Linked DNA regions of Homo sapiens: region 2 is linked to region 1. A link is a contact called in ENCODE Hi-C data. All regions are on one chromosome and are shown on one strand. Each heading gives the region's core, a stretch centred on a gene start or an enhancer-like site at or near the end of the contact. The rest is flanking DNA. Distances are from core to core; before and after follow the strand shown. Region 1 holds the start of PPIC (peptidylprolyl isomerase C). Region 2 holds the start of ALDH7A1 (aldehyde dehydrogenase 7 family member A1).

Region 1 (6,976 bases), core at 4,430-6,929:
CACACAGCCTAGCACACATATTATTATAATTTTTTTCCCCAAATTGAAATATCCTTCAGCTTCATGAGTGAGCATAAGAACACACAGCAGGTTTTGCCAACTCTACTGGAAAGGATAAAATCCAATCTCATTTTGTCAATAAGTATTTATGCAAGGTTATGTAAAAGGCAATGTGAGGGCACAAACTGTATAAGAGAGTCCCTGTCCTAAGGCAGTTTAAAATAAAGAGATAGGATAGGCAAACCCATAACCACAGTACAGGGCAGTGTGTGACAAATGCCCCCCAAACACTGTATGCCCAGGCCTGCAGGAACGGTGAGGCTAAGGAGGAAGGCTTGAAGGGAGGCAGGCCTGGGAGGAGGGGAGCCATCTCCCCAAACAAGGATGGGGGTGAGCCTTGCCTGGCAGACTTCTTTCTGGAACCAATGCACCTAGGCAGGAAATGTGACCTGTGTGCAGAGAAGCAAAGCTGCCCTTCTGACCACAACTAGGGGTTAGAGTGGGTGGGGGGCCAGGAAAGAAGCTGCCCACCAGTTCCAGAAGGCAGAGGAGAGATGCTGACGTAAGCATGAGTTTTGTTAGGCAAAAGAGAGAAGACAAAGAATAAGGTCAAGCGAGGCTCTGGGAATGTTACTCAAACGGAGAGAAAGAGAATCTGGGGCTCTTATACCAGTTGAAGAATAAGGTCATAATGGCCTGCACTGGGGTGGTGGCAGAAGGAAATGTACGAGGGAGACAGAAAAGGCATTTATTTATTTACTTATTTACTGAGACAGAATCTCATTCTGTCGTCTAGGCTGGAGTGCAGTGGCACAATCTTGGCTCACTGCAACCCCTGCCTCCCAGGTTCAAGTGACTCTTGTGCCTCAGCCTCCAGAGTAGCTGGGATTACAGGTGTGTACCACCACACCTGGCTAATTTTTGTATTTTTACTAGAGACGGGGTTTCGCCATATTGGCCAGGCTGGTCTCGAACTCCTGACCGTAAGTGATCCGCCCATCTTGGCCTCCCAAAGTGCTGGGATTACAGGCATGAGCCACAGCGCCCAGCCAGGAGAGGCGTTTAAACAAAGGGGCAGACACTGGAGGAGGAGCAGGAAGAAAGAGGGAAGGAAGCAAACATGACTTAGTGGTGGTCTCAGTGTGGGTAACCCACATCATCTTATATAATTCATCCTCACCACACTGGGAAAGGTGGGACAGGAACTATTATCACTAATTTACAAATGAGAAAAGTGGGAATTAGGGAGGTTAAGTGATTTACCAAGGTTTCCCTACTATGAGTGTGAGAGCCAGAATTTCAAGGCTGCCTCTAGCTAAACTGGTTTATTGTTAATAGGGCTCTCCGGGTCGAGCCAGGGAAACCCTAAGGAGTAGAAACAGTGTTTTTAGTTCCCCAGTGGCCAGCTAAAGGTCAGCAGGAGGAGGCAGTCAAGAAATGTTAAAAGATTCAATGTCAAATGATACTCAAGGAGGACCTGGGCACACACATTCCTAGACAGGAGGTGAGACAGCTGCCAGCAAACACTCTCACTCTAAACCCTCTCACCACTGGATTCATCTCTGATGTTGCTGAGTGCCTCTGGGAACAAAACCCAGTGCTGGGCCAGGGGTGGGGTGGGGCTACAAAGCTCCTACCCTCAAGGAGCTTCAGTCCAACAGAAAACACATATATGAATGCTATAATATAATGAGAAGTCAGATTTTATAAGACAAGTACAGATAAGGTGTCATGGTAAGGGGTGGTGATTATCTGTGGAGATAAGTGTGGGCTTCCTGGGAAAGGTGATATTGGATTCCATGCTAGACTTTGGGGTGAGCACCTCAGTCACTTGTTTTTTCCCTCAAGGCTGCCCTTGAAAGTCATTTGAAAATTACTCGGCATTGGAGATGGGAGGAGGTAGAGGAAGAGGGAGGAGGCACTTACACAGCCTGACCCAAACCCCTGTGGAATTAATCCTGATTCCATTTCCAAAGTAACTAGGGAACACACCCAGTACATGAGCTGCGATGTGGAAGAAACTGTTCTCAAATGCAGCTCCACCACTCAATGGCCATGGAAACTTCAGCAAGTTAATTAAACTCTGAACTCCCTTTCTTCATCTGTAAAATAAATGATGATTCCTTTCAGGTCTGCTCTGTCACAGTAGGATTAAGAAGATAAACACAAATAACACTAACAAGTGACTTCTGAAATCAGGGACTATGGACTATGTGCTTTACCTGCTGCTATGGTTTGGATATTTGATCCTAATGTTGGAGGTGGGGCCTAATGCGAGGTGTTTGAGTCATGGGTGTAGATCCCTCATGAATGGCTTGGTGCCATCTCAGTAGTGAATGGGTTCTCACTTTGTTAGTTCCCATGAGAACTGGTTTTAAAAGGAAGCTGGCACCACCCCCTTCAGCTTCCTCTCTCTCCACGTGATCTGCACCTGCCTGCTCCCTATCACCTTCCGCCGCCGTGACTGGAAGCAGCCTGAGGCTGTCACCAGATGCCCAGTCTTGAATCTTACAGCTCATAGCAGAGCCGTGAGCTAAATAAACCTTTTTTCTTCATAAATTGCCCAGCCTCAAGTATTCTTTTATAGCAACATAAATGGACTAAGACATCTGCTTTACCACATCTAATGTGCAAAGCCCTCCCAGGTAGGGATGATTTCTATCTCCATTTGACAAAGGAGGAAACTGAGCTGTGGACATTAGATAACTTGTCTAAGGCCATCTAGCCACAGCCTCCTGGCCACTACATGCTAATGTGCTTGCAAGCTGTAATATGTGTGCAGCTGGAAGGATGGTGGCATTATTTCATACACTCCCGATGCCGGATCCTGCACAGATCCCATGGCATTGGTTCAGAAATATAGGTCAGCAAATGTAATTCTGTGGATTTGGAGCCCAATGAGCCAGAGCCCCCACCTGAGCCTCTATGGCTGGGGCAGGAAGCTGCCAGGCTGGCCCAGCAGCAGGATCTGTGGACCAAGTTAGTGCCACTAATGGGCCATGTGGGCAGAATAGCACCTCACACCTCTCTTATTTACAGATTCCTATTTTTAAATGAAATCAGAGGTAAACAAAAACACTGCTGGGGAAAACAATACACTAGAGCAATGGCCAATTAATGTACTTGTCTGCACTCAGAGAAATTATTTTTAACGTCATTTTCCAATAGATTTAGTTGTCTTTACAAGTTCATGAAAAAGTAATTTAACAGAGCAGAATCTGTTTAAGACGCACCTACACAATCAGCTTTTAGAAAAACTTAATGACAAATTTGGTAGGGGGAAAAAAGACATGTTAAGTAACAATTCTGAGAGTAGGGTGCATGCAAACTCTCCCTCAGTGACAGTGTCACAGACAAGGGTTTAGGATGCTCAAACCCTTCCCCTCCTGCAGCCACCAGCTTCCTCCTCTCTTGGCTCCATCTTCCAGTGGTTCCCCGCCCACACTGCCTGCACATCAGAATCACCAAAAGCTTCTAAAAGATAGGATACTGAGCCCCACCCATACAGATTGTGATTGACTTGCTCTGGGGTGGGTCACTGCATCAGTAAGTTTAAGAAGTTTCCCAGGTGAAACCTGTTCCCAAATATTGCAGGGGACGTACTTACACTAAAAACATTTATTCATTGTTAATCTGATATTCACATCTAACTGGGCATCCTGTATTTTATTTGGCAATCCTATTCCCTCTCCCTCGCCCCCTTTCTAAACCGTCAGCAACTCCTGTTAGTTATATCTCCAAAATCTATTTCAAGTCCTTCCCTTGCTCCCCATTTCAATGATTACCACCCTAATCCAAGCCACCATCTGGACTCTGGCATGGTGCCCTGAATGACCTCCCATTTCACTCTCCACTGAGTGACCACATAAATTTCTCGAGTATATATTGAGATCATGCCATTCTTATGCTTAAAACCCTTCAGTGGCTCTGACTGCAGAATAACACTTCAAATTTTAAGAATTGCCTCAATACCCGCATGCCTACCTGCAGCCTCTAAGGCCCTGTGTGATTCCGCTGCTGCTCACCCCTCCAACCTCATCTCAAGTCACCTCTCATTCTGTGCTGAAGCCATTCCGTCCTCTCCACATCCTCTGAATGCAGGGAGGGCTTTCCTGTTTGAGGACCTATGCATATGCAGTTCCCTTTGCCTCCTTAGTCTTCTCTGCGCTGGTTTTTCTCATTTTTCAGCTATTTTTAAATGTCACCCAAAGTATATTACAGTTTATTTCCTCCAACATTTCATAATTGTGCGAATTTTATGTTTATGGCTTTATCCCAAGAGACCCCGTTCAGCTCTGTGGCCTTGCACAAACCATTTCCCAAAGTTAGACATGCCTACAAGATCAAGAGGCTGGGAGTAAGATCAGAGCTTCTCGAAACCATCAGGCTGTTTATCAGCCCCGCCCACAACGTGGCACGGCCTTTCTGCGACATCAGATGCTGAGCTGGACCTCCTCCTCCCCACCCCCTAGTCCTCCCCGTCCTCAGGTGGCGTCTGCGGTCGAGGATGTAAGCATTCTACTCGTTGATTAGTATCGTTTCCATTGACAAACCCCAGACTGATGAAGACCACTTTCAGCTGCAGCCCGCCCCCTCCAGCTTCAGCTTCGAAGACACTATTGCCAGTGGGTTTTCTAGAAGTGGTGATCATGGGCACCAAATTATCCCCTCCCTCTCCCTGCATTCTCCCATTATCGTCTACCCTTGGTTAAATACGCTGAAAAAAGAACTGAAGCGGAGTTAAGTACGAGGAAGCCTTAAAGACGCACTTTCTGGCAGCCCCCCGCCCCCTTTCCCCGCAGTGGAGGCTGCCCCAGGTCTACAGGTGCCGCCTTCGCCCGGCCTCGCGTAGCCCACAGCAGGGGCCGCCCGCCCGCCGAAGTTGAAGGCGCACCTCCCCTTCCCGGGAAGGACGACGGTTCCCCAAAAGAGGCGGAGGGTAGTCTCTCATCTGAACCAGGCGCTTTAATGCCTGCCTGAAGCCACCGCGGCCAGCGTGGAGACCACGCAGCGGGCGGGCGGCTGCAAGCCCTGGGCTCCGAGCGCCTCTCCTGTGCGGGTCCCGCCCCCCTCCCCGCATTCCTCTCGTTCTGCTCCCGAGCCCAGGCCACGCTGAAGGAAGTACTTGGGCAGTCTCTTTCCTGGAGAACGGGCCCGCCGGTTCCGGAAGCCTCTCCTACCCCCAGGCTGGTCACCTCGGACTACCGACCCGGGACAAGAAGTCCAAGCAGACTGCGGCGGAGGTAGGCTGGCCTCAGCCCAGCTCCCCCAGGGTCTCCCCCGGAGCGCCGGCCTCCCAGCACGCGAGCAGCCCCCTCCCACCCAGTCCCGCGGCCGCCTCCAGTCCCCCTGCGCCCGGGAAGCCTCCACCTCGCCCGCCCTGACACCGAGGTCCCAGTATCCAAAGCGCCCCCAGGGCCCCGCCCGCAACAGGGGAAGTTGCAGCCCGCCGCTCTCGGTCACCTTGGCCGTCACCGAGGGGCCTCGCTTGCGGAAGCCCTCGGCCCCCGAAGAAAACACAAGTGCGCCGAGCCCCACGCAAAGCACGAGAGGTAGCAGCAGCCGAGGACCCGGGCCCATGGTGAGCGGTGGCAGCGGCGCTACCGGCACGGGCGCTACCGGCACGGGCGCGACACAGGCTCTGGGACAGCTGACGGGACTGCCGGCCGGCTGCGCCTGCGCGCTCCCGGTTGCGGGGGATGGGGATCGGGCAGTCCGGGAAGGGCGGGGACCCGGGGCGCGTTCCTCCCAAGTTCAGACTCGCGACCCGAACTTGGGATTCGGAGGAGCGCGCCCACAGGGCGCAGCCAGGGCTCGACCGCCGCGCCTTAGGCGGGTGCGGAGGGCGCCAGGGACGGGAGGGAGCCCGGGTTGCCCAGGCGCGGAGCCGGGCGCAGCGGGCTAGGCTGGGAGCACCTCCAGGAATTTACCGCGTAGGCGCGGATTAAACTTGGACGGGAAGACCAGGACTCTCGGGCTTCCGCGTCCGCCCGGCAGCTAGCGCTCCGCGGGACTGGGAACTCTGCAGCCGGTCCCGGTGTGATTGCTGCCGCCTTGGGAGCAGCCTCCGCCGCGGCCGCCGAGTTCCAATGGCCCATTGGAACCTTTTGCTAGGTTTTGGACGCTTAGCAGAACTTTGACATCGCTGGAGGCGTGGAGCCCTGTTGCACTCGAATAATGGCCTCTCTTTGAGATGATTCACGTCTAGGGAACACTGGAAAATGCTGGATTCACAGTGCCCCTTTGCCTTCGAAAAACTTTTACATTGGCTTTAAGTACTTTATTTGGAGGATGATTCTGTGATCTTATCTACACTGTTCACAAGGCAGCACTTACACAGGCCCAGAACCATGGTCATGTAGGATTCTTTCCTGGGGAAACAAAGTAAATAAACTGACTTTTAGGTGTATCTGTAGGATGGATTTTTTACAAACTTAAGAATTATGTTTAGGAAGATTAATGACTGGGGAAGTAAGTTCTTATTATATTTTTAAATGGAAAATTCGGGTTGCAAAACCACAAATTCTGATCTCAACCGTGAAAATAAATATATCAAGGCACTTAAATATTGAAAGAGATGTACCACAACGTTTACAGTAGCTATAGATAGAATTGATAGCTATTGATAGACTTATGGATTTTTGAGGGTTTAAAAAAATTTTTTTTACAGTTTTCTGATTTCCCAGATGTTCTACAATGAGCATATAAGTATTTTATAACATGGAAAGGGTTATTTTAAAACTCATTGCTTTTTGAATTAGAATTTCAAAAGAACTTTTTTGTTTTAGAGTAACAGCCCTAAAATTAACTAAAAATTAGTGGTATTCGCACATAGGTGCCATTTTAAGGGGCTGGTGCCATTACTTTCAAGCCAAGATTTTCCTCGGATTAAGAGATGGAATTTCTAAATGTCAGATGGGATTCCTAGGTGTACCTAAGTGTAGATCTAAAATGACATTGGAACCATTAGAGATAA
Region 2 (6,591 bases), core at 407-2,906, 3.6 Mb after region 1:
AGAGGTTGTCTTTCATTTCTGACTTAAACATTAGAAACTACCTTTCTGCAAAACTCGCCTCTGACATCTCAATATTAGGCATATAAACAAAAGCCTTAACATAAGCAGTTATTTTGTCTCTTTTTCCATTAATAACAGACCAAACTGACTAGTTTTAGTTATTTCTTCTCTTCCTTACTCTGCCCACCCTCTGCTCAGAGATGAAATGGCCAAGGCAGGAAAACTGTTGGAAAGTCCCGTGTCCACACCAACTGGAGAGGTCTCAGGTCAACAATGAAAGGGAAAATCAAGGCACAGCTAAAAAGGCCTCCAAGAGCCTAATGATCAGATACCACACGGAAATCAGGATGAAACACCGAGGTCTGAGGAGCAATTAAAATTATCTGTATCTCCTACAGCCACTGATTACCAAAAGACGTGTTCCCTCTACCAAGGCAGGTTCATTATATAATATACAACGTCCAACAAAGTTTGTTAACTGTTACATAACATCCTCCTATAAAAAACTTTCTTTTAAAAAAAAATCTGGGCGATAATAACCTTACCTTTCCATTGTATTCTATAAAACATTGTTTTGAGCAGTAATGGGTATCAGGCGCGGTGTTAAGCCCTGGGCAATGGAGAAATGCTGAAAATCCAGTCCTCAAAGGAGTTCACAGCCCAACGTACAACATGGCAAGATTTCGGCACGTCCAAGCTTGCAAACTCCCAAAGAATTCAGGAAGGAAGATAACTTAAAACTACACTGAAGAACGTTACCTGCGGTGCACGTCACAGCTGAAGAGCCAGAGTTAAGCTCTAAATTAAGATCAGTTGCACCGCTCAGTGTGCCACATTTCTCACAAGACCATAGATCCCAAGACCATAAGGTTTTAATTTTTTTTTTTTTTTTTTTTTTTGAGACGGAATTTCGCTCTTGTTGCTCAGGCTGGAGTGCAATGGCACGATCTCGGCTCACTACGACCTCCACCTCCCGGGTTCAAGCGATTCTCCTGCCTCAGCCTCCCTAGTAGCTGGGATTACAGGCATGCGCCACCACGCCCGGCTATTTTGTATTTTTTTTAGTAGAGACAAGGTTTCTCCATGTCGGTCAGGCTGGTCTTGAACTCGCTACCTCAGGTGATCCGCCCGCCTAGGCCTCCCAAAGTGCTGGGATTACAGGGGTGAGCCACCGCGCCCGGTAGACCATAATGTTTTAAATATGCGCGGGAAGTTTAGCCCCTACAGCTCCAAAATGACGTCGATTCTGCATAGCACACAAGGACCTAAAATCTAAGTTTTTGTTTTAAAGGCACCCTACACGAGAAAACTTTTACTGTGGAGCTTCAAAATCTCCCATGCTACTACCGCATCCAGCGCCAGCGGGGAGTCGGTAGGTCAGTGCCCGCCCGGCCTCCTCGAGCGAGCCCCGGCGGCTGCAGAGATTTCTTGAGCGCCCGCGTACCTCTCCCCGGCCTCCCCAGCTTCCATTATACACGCCCTCGTTTTCCTCGCGGAGCCCCAGCTCTTTCAGCCACGCATACTGGGGCTGATTGATGAGGAGAGTGGACATGAAGGCGGCAGGCCTGCTCCAAGGTCCAGAGAGCTTGCTGGTCTTTGCAGCGTGCACACACAGCGCGCGAGGAAGGCGCCACATACTGAGCCCGGGACTCGGGATGAGCCCAAGGCCCTGAGAGCTGCTGAAATAGAGCCCCGCCCCCCGCCCGGGAGAACCCATTGGGCAGACCCGACCCCTCCCACTGGGCACGACCCCGCCACCGCCCCGTCTGCCCCTGGTCTTCCGGAGGAGCCTGCGGCTGAATCCTGCCTGGAACAATGGGAGTGCTACAGGGAGGAGTGGGCTGCTGCCATCTGGTGAAAGACTCCGGGAGCCACAGTTCCAGCTGGGAATTCTTTTCAGCAAAATATTGGCGCTGAAGTACAGTAGGCTATAGCAGGGGTTCTGAAACTGTAAAATGCGTGTAATGACCTGGTCGTCGTGGTAAATGCACATTCTGATTCAGTAAGTCTGGGCTAGGGTCGGAGAGCCGACATTCCTAACCAGCTCCTCAGCGATGGTGACGCCTCTTGTCCCTGGAGTAGGCAACGGAGGGTTTGTATTGGGGGGCGGGGGAAGGGTTGGTTGTTTTCACTGTTTTGGTAGATTACAAATTAAAGTTTTCTAATTAATGATAAATATTAGATTGCTGCATTTCCTCTATAAATATCCTGCCTGGGTATATTCTTACTTTTTTTTTTTTTTTTTTTTTTTGGAAACGGAGTTTCGCTCTTCTTGCCCAAGCTAGAGTGCAACGGCGCGATCTCGGCTCACTGCAACCTCCGCCTACCGGGTTCAAGCGGATTCTCTTGCCTCAGCCTCCTGAGTAGCTGGGATTACAGGTGTGCACCACCACACCCGGCTAATTTTTTGTATTTTTAGGACAAACGGGGTTTCACCATGTTAGTCAGGCTGGTCTGGAACTCCTGACCTGAGATGATCTGCCCGCCTCAGCCTCCGAAAGTGCTGGGATTAGAGACATGAGCCACTGCGCCCGGCCTCTTACTTTTTTTTTTTTAAGATGGAGTCTCGCCCTATCGCCCAGGCTGGAGTGCAATGGCACGATCTCCACTCACTGCAACTTCAACCTCCCAGGTTCAAGTGATTCTCCTGCCTCAGCCTCCCCAGTAGCTGGGATTACAGGTGCACACCACCACACCAGCTAATTTTTGTATTTTTAGTAGAGACGGGGTTTCTCCCTGTTGGCCAGGCTGCTCTCGAACTCCTGACCTCGTGATCTGCCCGCCTCTGCCTCCCAAAGTGCTGGGATTACAGGCGTGAGCCACTGTGTCCGGCCTATTCTTACATTTTTTTTTTTTTTTTGAGACGTAGTCTCGCACTGTTGCCAGGGCTGGAGTCCAGTGGCGCAATCTCGGCTCACTGCAACCTCCGCCTCCCGGGTTCACGCGATTCTCCTTGCCTCAGCCTCCTGCGTAGCTGGGATTACAGGCGCCCACCACCACGCTTGGCCAATTTTTTGTATTTTGAGTAGAGAAGGGGTTTCACTATGTTGGCCAGACTGGTCTCGAATTCCTGACCTCGTGATCCGCCCACCTCAGCCTCCCAAAGTGCTGGGATTACAGGTGTGAGCCACCACGCCCAGCTCTTACTCTTAAAGAATAAAGACAGTTTTGATCAATTTCTTTCATTCTCCATTTCTGTCTTCCTACAATATCCTTTCCATTCATGCATGCCCCATCTCATTTCACAACAACTGGGCCTACCCTGTAAAACGGAAATACTAATATCTCAATCATCATTATTTGAACATGAGTTTAAAATATGCTTGCCCACGCTAGAGTGCAGTGGCAGGATCATGGCTTACTGAAGCCTCGACCTCCGAGGCTCTAGTGATCCTCCTACCTCAACCTCCCAAGTAGCTGGGACTACAGGCATGCCATCACACCCAGCTAATTTTTGAGGATTTTTTGTAGAGACAGGGTTCCCCCATGTTGCCCAGGCTGGTCCGCACCTCCTCGGCTCAAGGGATCTGCCTTGCGCCTCCCAAAGAGCTGGGATTACAGGCTTGAGCCACCACTCCTGGCCCCTTTCATCTCTGCATTCAAACATAAGCTTTATCTCTTCCACCCTTATAGTACAAATGATTTGAACAAACACTCTGCATGTATCAAGCAGCTACCAGAAACTGCAGTTAGTACTAGGCATACATGAATGATGCTTCCTTTTGTAAATGCTACAGTTTTTTCCTGTTAGGGCAAGGACCATCTCTGACTCATCTTTGCATTGCTCCACAGTTCCTAGCATTGTTCCAAGTTTACGCTCACTTACATGAGTATATGAACAAATGAACCAATGAATAACACCGTCGAAGGAGTTGCAATGCCCTATCTGACATTGGTAATCTCTATCAACAACCCTGCTGCTGTCTTCCATCTACACGGAGGACCATGGTGCTAATTTTTCTAATTTTAATTCTCAGACTTTATTTATTTATTTATTTATTTATTTAGAGACGGAGTCTCACTCTGTCCCCAGGCTGGAGTGCAGTGGTGCAATCTTGGCTCACCACAACCTCCGCCTCCCGGGTTCAAGTGATTCTCCTGCCTCAGCCTCCTGAGTAGCTGGGACTACAGGCACTCACCACCACACCTGGCTAATTTTTCAATTTTTAGTAGAGACAGGGTTTCACCACGTTGGCCAGGATGGTCTCGATCTCCTGACCTCGTGATCCGCCCGCCTTGGCCTCCCAAAGTGCTGGGATTACAGGCATGAGCCACCGCGCCCGGCTAATTCTCAGACATTTTAACTGATTCTCATCACTTTCTATCAGCCAACAAGATTATTTGTCCACATATCCCAAAACCACATTCTTCCTTCTCTTCTCTTCCATTCACTTCAACGAAATTAAAATACATAGAGGCACAAAGGATTAGGAGCAACACATAGTGTCATCAAGGAGTGTTGGCTGCCCTCTCTTCAAGTCAAGAAGAGAAGTGTGCCCATCCTTCTGAACCAATTCTGGCTGGCTGGGCACAGTGGCTCATAGCTGTAATCCCAGAACTTTGGGAGGCCAAGATGGAAGGATCACTTGAGTGATCAGAAGTTCGAGACCAGCCTGGCCAACGTGGTGAAACCCCATCTCTACTAAAAATACAAAAATTAGCTGGATGTGGTGGTACACGTCTATAGTCCCAGCTACTTGGGAGGCTGAGCCTGGAGAATCGCTTAAACCCAGGAGATGGAGGTTGCAGAGCGCCAAGATCATACCATTGCACTCCAGCCTGGGGGACAGAGCAAGACCCTGTCTCAAAAAATAAATAAGCCAATTCTGGGAATATAGGCACCAGCAACTGCTCACATTGAAAACAGGGATTGCATCCTTCTTCTACATCCTTTTTTCAAAACTCCTGTTAGCCCTGCTTAACAGGAGTTCAGGAAAAATCAGAAATGATGAATTGTAATGAGGTTGAGCAGGAAGAGACAGAATTAAATGAATCATATATGAAAGCACTTTGAAAACTGCAAAGCCCTGTAGAAATGAAAATGCAGTGGCTAAACTCAGGACACCTTAAAACAGTTCTGTATTAAAAGTGGCAGAGGAGCCAGGTGCTGTGGCTCACGCCTGTAGTTCCAGCACTTTGGGAGGCCAAGGAGGGTAGATCAGGAGTCAGGGTGGTCAGGAGTTCAAGACCAGCCTGGCCAACATGGTCAAACCCCGTCTCTACTAAAAATACAAAAATTAGCCGAGCCTGGTGGTGCATGCCTGTAATCCCAGCTACTCGGGAGGCTGAGGGATGAGACTCGCTTGAACCCAGGAGGCAGAGGCTGCAGTGAGCCGAGATTTTGCCACTGCACTGTAGCCTAGGAGACAGAGCAAAACTCTTGTCTCAAAAAGAAGAAAGAATTTAATAGACAGGAGGCCACCCATGCCACGTGGGAGACAGAGTTATTACTCAAATCAATCTCTTGGAGAATTCAGGGACTAGTGTTTTTCAAAGATAGTTTGGGGAAGGGATGGAGTGGCTAAGCAATGGGTTCTTGCTGCTTATTGGTTGGGGATGCAGTCATAGGGGTATGGGAAATTGTCCTCAAGCAGCTCGACAACTTCTGTGTGGGAACCCAGAAGCGGTTAGAGGTTCAGGTGGAACCATTGGTAGTCAGACATGCAAAATATCTGAAAAGATATCTCAAAACGCCAATCTTAGGGTCTACAATAGTGATATTATCTGGAAGAGTAATGGAAAAGTTGCATACCTTGTGACCTCTGGGATAATGACTGGCAACGGTTTATGTCTACACCTTAGCAGAATTCAGCCTCCTTTATCCGTCTACCCTGGTGGTCTCTTACTAGCTTTACAAAGGCGGTTGGCTTTTGGGGAAGGGTTATTATCATTTAAACTATAAACTAAATGTCTCCCAAAGTTACATTGACAGGCCCAAGCACAGGAATAATTAAGGGCAGCTTGAAGGCTAAAAGCAAGATAGGGGTTGGCTAGATCAGATCTCTCCCACTGCCATAATTTTCTCACTGTTATAATTTTCGCAAAGGCGGGTTCCAAGATAACCCTTAAAGAATGGGGTGGGTTGAGGGAAGGGCCTCTCAGGCCGAGTGAACAGCAAATGCAGAGGCCTGGCCTGAGGAACAACAGGTTCAGCGCGCCAGCGGTTAGGCAGGGGGACACACTAGGACCAGTGACCAGATGCCCAGTCCACATGACCTTGTTTGCCATGTGGCAAAGTAAAACAGAGGTTCCTCTTCAAAAACTTTCCTCCCCGTCTAATTAGGAATAAATAGTAACTTCTCTTAAAAGCAAAATTTATTCAAAGATCTGTGCTAACATTCTTAAATATCTGCTAGCCATAATAAAAAAAAATGTACTTTATGTTCTTAGCTCCCACAATTTAGCCTAAATATTTGCCCTGGCATGCTTTTACTAGTCCAAGCAAGCATTAGGTCATAGCCTGTTCCTCTTCCTTATTTAAAAGTGTTTTCATCTTTCTCAGCATTCCACAAGTTACTTCCTCCTTCCTTTGTTCTCCTCTACCTTTGCCTCTTTTAAAAAGTTCTAAGTTGCTAGCCAATCGGGACAAAT

The links. Hi-C counts contacts between places; a loop is a spot of excess contacts on that map. Pooled maps may share reads with other maps.
Region 2: a loop to region 1 is called in a pooled map, with 2.0 times the contacts of the local background. The contact joins the promoter of ALDH7A1 here to the promoter of PPIC in region 1. A Hi-C loop is called at or near these places in 5 of 50 pooled maps.

What each region holds. Positions count from the first base shown.
Region 1 is chr5:123,031,046-123,038,021 of GRCh38, forward strand. It overlaps PPIC (peptidylprolyl isomerase C), which reads right to left and starts at 5,680. Exons shown (of 5, transcript NM_000943.5): 1 at 5,464-5,680. The coding sequence starts at 5,580. PPIC-AS1 (PPIC antisense RNA 1) reads left to right here and starts at 4,877. Exons shown (of 2, transcript XR_001742868.2): 1 at 4,877-5,243. RefSeq lists silencers at 4,376-4,548, 5,857-5,906.
Region 2 is chr5:126,593,563-126,600,153 of GRCh38, forward strand. ALDH7A1 (aldehyde dehydrogenase 7 family member A1) reads right to left here and starts at 1,657. Exons shown (of 18, transcript NM_001182.5): 1 at 1,445-1,657. The coding sequence starts at 1,636. RefSeq lists a silencer at 3,961-4,124 and an enhancer at 6,467-6,591.